Linked DNA regions of Mus musculus: region 1 is linked to region 2. A link is a loop called in an ENCODE intact Hi-C map of the cell type or tissue named here. Cell type or tissue: left cerebral cortex. All regions are shown on one strand. Each heading gives the region's core, and the rest is flanking DNA. Links, peaks and the distances in the headings are about the cores only.

The links. A loop is a pair of places that touch in the nucleus more often than their neighbours do. Peaks named below come from ENCODE experiments on the same cell type or tissue, not always from the same donor. Only the 100,000 strongest peaks of a DNase experiment are listed, where the experiment ranks them.
Region 1: it touches region 2 in a loop (2.7-fold over the local background); 6 of 42 quality-filtered maps call a loop at or near these places.

What each region holds. Positions count from the first base shown.
Region 1 is chr4:53,824,700-53,827,615 of GRCm38, forward strand. It overlaps Tmem38b (transmembrane protein 38B), which reads left to right and starts at 1,346. Exons shown (of 6, transcript NM_028053.2): 1 at 1,346-1,521. The coding sequence starts at 1,410. In left cerebral cortex, for the core only: a CTCF peak has its summit at 1,733; DNase peaks (open chromatin) are centred at 1,377, 1,694 and 2,191; H3K4me3 peaks cover 1,671 bases; H3K27ac peaks cover 440 bases.
Region 2 is chr4:53,749,188-53,752,103 of GRCm38, forward strand. All of the region lies in intron 9 of Fktn (fukutin), which reads left to right. Among named protein-coding and RNA genes, the nearest start is that of Tal2, 29 kb to the right of the region's middle. In left cerebral cortex, for the core only: a CTCF peak has its summit at 1,268; DNase peaks (open chromatin) are centred at 811 and 1,413; H3K27ac peaks cover 317 bases.

The sequences.
Region 1 (2,916 bases), core at 327-2,826, 76 kb after region 2:
GTTTATTTTATTATATTTATAATAAACAAAGTGTGCCAGAAGCTAAAAAGAAATGTTTCCCTGTAAAAAGTGTTTGCTTAGAAAAGCAGATCAAAAAGTATTTAATCAAGGCTATTGTTTCTTGACAAGTTATGAAATGAAGAATGTTGCTACCACTTTCTTACATTTGAAACCTGGTGTTTAGGACAGTGGTGCCTCTGGCAGCCAGTAAAATGCTCGGTACAAAGCACGGGTGTAAATAACATTTGCTAAGTGAGTTAATACCGAGGCTAACCTCAGGAGGAAAAGGCGATTGCCCTTTGCAGCAATATAACAGTCACCTACCTGCTCCCTCAATAGCTTGTGTGTACCCATGCCAAGTAACAACATGATCTGTTGACATGTCAAATAAAAATGTGCCAAATTTACCTTTTTTTTCTTAAAATCCAGTCTCACTTTTTCCCTTTACTTTTAGTTCTTTTTGCAACCAATTTCAGCAGATAGCTCCTTTTCTTGTTTTTCAAAACCTGGCTCCTTTTGCTGTCATTACAGGTGGTGTTTGTATCCACTTTAGTCTGCTTGGCAGTCTTTCTCTATCTGTGGCTTTGTCCTTAAGACCTGCATCTACTACTACTACCTTTTGTCTTGGATTAGTGAATGCATTTCTGATTTCCCTAGTCTCTTCTCATGAATCTTTGGTGCTGGATTGCAACTTCAGAGACCTGCCCATCTTCTTCACCCCAACTACCAATTCAGCACATGCTTTTGATAAACAAGACTGAGGACAATGTAGCGACTGATCAAGAGCTTAAACCACCTGGTTTCACTGCGAAAGACTTTTATTTCTTTTACAACTTCATTTTTCAGGTTGTAGTCTAGCCAAAATAACTTCTAATATTTACAGACTTGCTTTTAATACCGTGTGCATTTCCCTGCAATGGTCTTCTCTAACCATCTGCTTTGGCGTGGCATCCATACTTTTTATGCTTTGTGAAATTCCGTGAGTCCTTAAAATTTTTTTTTCCCTCTGGGAAAATTCAAGTTTCATGGGGATATGGATAAAACATTACCGTTTTATTATCTTTCATATCTTCACTAAGTAATAAATGAGTTACATCGTGGCTGTTCAGAAAAAGAGGAATGGCATCCGTTTACATAGAATCTGACTTTGAGCGTTGCCCGTTGCCCCTTGGGTCAGCTGGCACTGACTGCAACACTGAGAAAATGTCATACCTTTTTTAGGAGAACCAGGGCCAGGGCCCCGCCCCTCGTTCCGGCTCCGGCCCCGCCCCCGTTCCGGACCCCGCCCCCCTAGGCTCCAGGGCGCACGCGCAGGGCTGAAGCTGGCGCGGCCGTCCCCTCCCCCACCCCCTCCGCCGGAGGGGAACCGGCTGCCGCGGCTGCTGGGGCCGGCGGCGTCGGTAGTCGTCATGGAGTACCCGTGGGATGATCTGACTCTGGCCTTTTCCCGCACGTCCATGTTTCCCTTTTTTGATATCGCCCACTACCTGGTGTCGGTGATGGCGCTGAAGCAGCGGCCAGGTGAGTGAAGGGGCCCGACGCGCTCCCGGTTCCGCGTCCTCACTGCGGGAGGCAGGGACGCCGGGATGCCCTGCGGCCCACCCCTCAGTACCGAGCACGGGACTCAGACGTAGGCTGAGGAAGGTCATGTAGACCCCTGAGCGGGACGTCTCAGGTGGGACCTAGCACCTTGCTAGCGTGTTGAACCAGGAGAGGGGGTGGCTTTGCGGTTTCTCAGTCAGCCACTGGAGGCACGGTCCGGGTAACAGTCGCTTGGCATGTAGTTCAGCCCTCTGTGAAACATGTGGGATGGGATGGGATTTTCACAACGTTGAGTTCCATGAACCATGTGACCAAAAAGCAGTGTTTGTACTCCTGTCTTTGACATTGAATGTAGTGGGTTTCCTTTTAAAGTTCCCCATTTTCCCATTATTTTTCTGAGTCTGTCTTTGAGTTCAGGCATTTCTCTGCCTTCCTTGTCCGGGAGGTGAAGGGTGAAAGTTTAAGGGTTGTCTTACCTTTTCTGGACCACTAATTCTTTAAATCCTTGCCTCATACGTTTTTGAGAGTTTTCTGTGTCTAACTCGTGGAGGAACAGGTCATCCTCGTGGGAGACTGTTTCTCTGATTAAAGAGAACTACAGTTTCGTTACTGCTCCATATCTAGAATCCGATAGTATCTTGTATTGACTAAATCAGACGTTTTCAAAGTGTGGCTCACTTCCCAGGTTCTTCCCTGTCACACACTGTAAAGTTCATTATTTTCATAATGTATCTTCAGAGGTTATTTATCCGTTCTTGCCTTTATGAGTGTACAGCGAAGTTTCCCAATGGCCGTGTGACTTAACAGTGTTGTAAGAGATAATGAAACAGCTGATGAGTCCAAGCATTTCTGTTTGAGGCTAGACATTAAGGAGATTTGCCTAATTAGATAGCAATGTGCCTTTTCTCACGAAATACTTTTTTGATTTTGAGAATAGTTATTTTAGTAAAGAACACATTATTTACATTTAATGCATTATTTTAAAATCCATATGTAACTGCTTTAAAAACTGTTAACGTTTCCAAATGCTAAATATAAACACCAACTCTAGGTCCTTCCTTGTTACTGGAGATAGAAGCTACTGAAGTACCCACCCACTGAGTAGAGCCCCAGGCCAAGAAATTTTAAAAATATTTTTAAAGGTATGATCTACATAAATATATTCGCTATTTTTTTATCACAAAGTTATATGATAAAAATATAAAGTATTTTATATTCCAAAGCACTTTATCCCTCTGTAGTCTCTTCCCCTAAATTCTGGCATCCCATTCATGCCCTCTTTAAATTTTAGGGGTCAGTATGGGTCTAAAATTTGAGAATCACTTGGATAATTGAATGCTAATTACCAAGGAGGGAAACATGTTTTTCTCCCAG
Region 2 (2,916 bases), core at 101-2,600:
CATAAATTATCTCCAAATTGACTCTCATCGTAGAGCATATTCTTTAAACTTTTGTTAGTTATAAAAACTACTTTGCTTTATGACAACAAATGCTATTGAGTAAATCCAATTATAAAGTACATAGGAATACAGATTTTTATAGGAAGAAAAATGAGCCAGAGAGATGGTTTAGCAGGTAAGACACTTCCTGTCAGGCTAAACAACCTGAGTTGGATCATTGGGGACATACATGGTGGGAGGAGAGACCAACTCCCACAAGTTGTCCTCTGATAGCCACACATGCAGCACACTGTGCCCACTACAGGTGTACATACAAACACAAAAAACGATTAAAATTTTTAAATATACTTAGAAATAAGTAAATTAATGAGCATATAAGTGTCTTGGTCATGGTTATTACTGCTGTGATGAAACACCATGACCAAAAAGTGAGTTGGGGAGGAAAGGGTTTACACTTTCACACTGTAGTCCATCATCAAAGGAACTTAGGGCAGGAACCTGGCGGCAGAAGCCATGGACGGTACTGTTTAATCATGGCTTGCTCAGCCCGCTGTATTATAAACCCCAGGACCACCACTCACAATGGGCTGGGCCCTCCCCATCAGTCACTCATTTAAGAAATGCTGTACAGGGTTCCCTACAGTGTGAGCTTGAGGAATTTTCTTAATGGAGCTTCCTCCCTCTCAGATGACTTTAGCTTGTGCTGAGCTGACATCAGCTCCCCAGCTGAATAGTAAGTAGTACCTAAAGTTAGTTAGGTGAGGGGGTGGGGGTTGGAAATATGCACAGTTTGTCTATTCAAAATATAACAGAGATGTGAAAGTTGGTGTCTAGAGTTTTTTCCTTACAGACTGCACACCATAGAAGTTAGGATCCCAGAGCCAGCTTTTGAGTCCCAGCTGTATGTGTTACACAACAGCAGGTTTCTTATTTGGCCTCTCTGCATAAGGTTTTTCCACTGAGAAGTGGAAATAATATTAGACTTTGCCATGCAGCCTTGTTTTAAGGATTAAAACTATTAATATGCTGGGAGGGATTTTAAGAGTGTCATGATATCCTGAATGCTATTAGCTGGTGTTAATACCACTACAGTAATAGCAACAAAAAATTATGCCTTTCTTAGGCTTATGACAGATGTACTAATGAGCTCGTTATGAAGTAGCTTCGTCTGCTTTTTGAGAAGTCATGTAAGCCGTCACTCTTCTGTCTTAGATTTCCCACTAAGGGTGAGTTTGTCTTCTCCCGGGTGTGGTCCTGACCCATAATCCCCAAAGGAGGCGCTCGTTTCAGCCGCTGCGCTTCTGGTAGAGACAACTTTGGTTCTCCTCACAGCTCGTTCCAGTCGCAGTGTTTGGGAAGTGTGAAGCGCTCTCACTAACGGAGAAGTGAGCAGTGAGGGAGCTGTCTGCACAGATGGTGTGCGTCCCACACTTCCTGTCATGAAACTATGACCTTAGAAGGCAGAGAAAAGAACAGGGGAGGCTGTGTAGAGTGGTTTCTTTGGAAGACTCCCCAACCATATGCCATAGTCAGCACTATTTACTTTAAGGAAATACAGGATGTACCACACGGCCATTTTCAAAGGGGAAAACCTGAAACTGTGATGGGGTCCGCTTCAGTCCAGTGTAACTCACACACCAGCTCAATGCAGATGACAACAATGTATTGTAATGAAGCTGCTGCTGATCCATCAGGGCCGCGCTGGGCTGCAGCAATGAGCCAGACTCTCCCAGAGTGGTTAAGCTTGCAAATCATAAGATCCATGCCAAATCATTGTCACATTCTCCTACCAATCAGGATGGGAGTCGGTTCCTGGGCCTGGGAATATGAACGTTTAACCCTGTCAGCAAGATGGAGAAGTTGTCCCTGAGATGGCTGAACTCTGACAACTGTCTCCTTAAAACAGAAGCTGTTCAGCTATTAGGAAGCCCCCAGCTCCCCTGGGGCCTGGGACCTTGAACCTAATTTCTCCCTATGATTAATGGAGTCTGAAAACAATACGGCAGTACCTAGGACAAGCTTATTTTGCTAGTTTCCAATAAAGAGTAAGAGTTGGTTTTTGTTTTTAATTTTATAGTACTGTTTAAAGCAAAACAAACAAAAAACCATGTGTTGTTCATGTTGAGAAAAAAAAAAAAAAAACCTGTGGAATGCTTAGCATTTTTTGAAGGAAGGAACTCCATGGGAAACGCTTCTTGTACTACACTGGGCTCCACTTGCCTTCAGACTGAAAAATTGAAATCTAAGATTTAATAAAAATTTTACTATTAGTAGCAACTGTAAAGATGGAGTTACCAGAATGTCTGCTAGATGTGGCCCACTGTATATAGTTTTAGATAATTTTATATTACACGTGCTTGAGGAAGCTTAAGACAGTGATATGAAGGTAATTCTGTCTAAAGCTGTGGACCATTAATAACTGTGCCACTCTCTAACCTCAGGCTTGTTTTGCTCTTCCTAAATACTTGGCTTAATAGCATAAGTGAGTTGATCCTTGTCAAGTACTTAGAACAGTACTGTATTAGCCTTAAGTACTGCTTCTGTTACCGCTACTAGATTATCACTACTCTGACTTCCTAAGGTGCTGGCCTGGCACAGAGCACGGCACCTCAACAGGTGCTGATGGCTTAGTTACCCTTTAGGTGAGCCTTTTCCTCCCAGGTATCATTCAGTCTTTCGCTTCTTTAGTCCCCATTAAGTCTTTTGGTTTTTCCACTTTTATATCTTCTAAAGGTATATATTCTGTAGGTTTCATTTTCAACATTGTCTATGTTTCTCTCATCTGCATTTCATATATAGAGTCCAGATCAGGAGTAGTAAGACGTGATGACGCTCTAACAGGGTTTATGAGGGGTGGTGGGAGGGAGAGGGTAATCTGTTTAATTTTCCTGCAGACTTTGTAAGCATTATTATTAG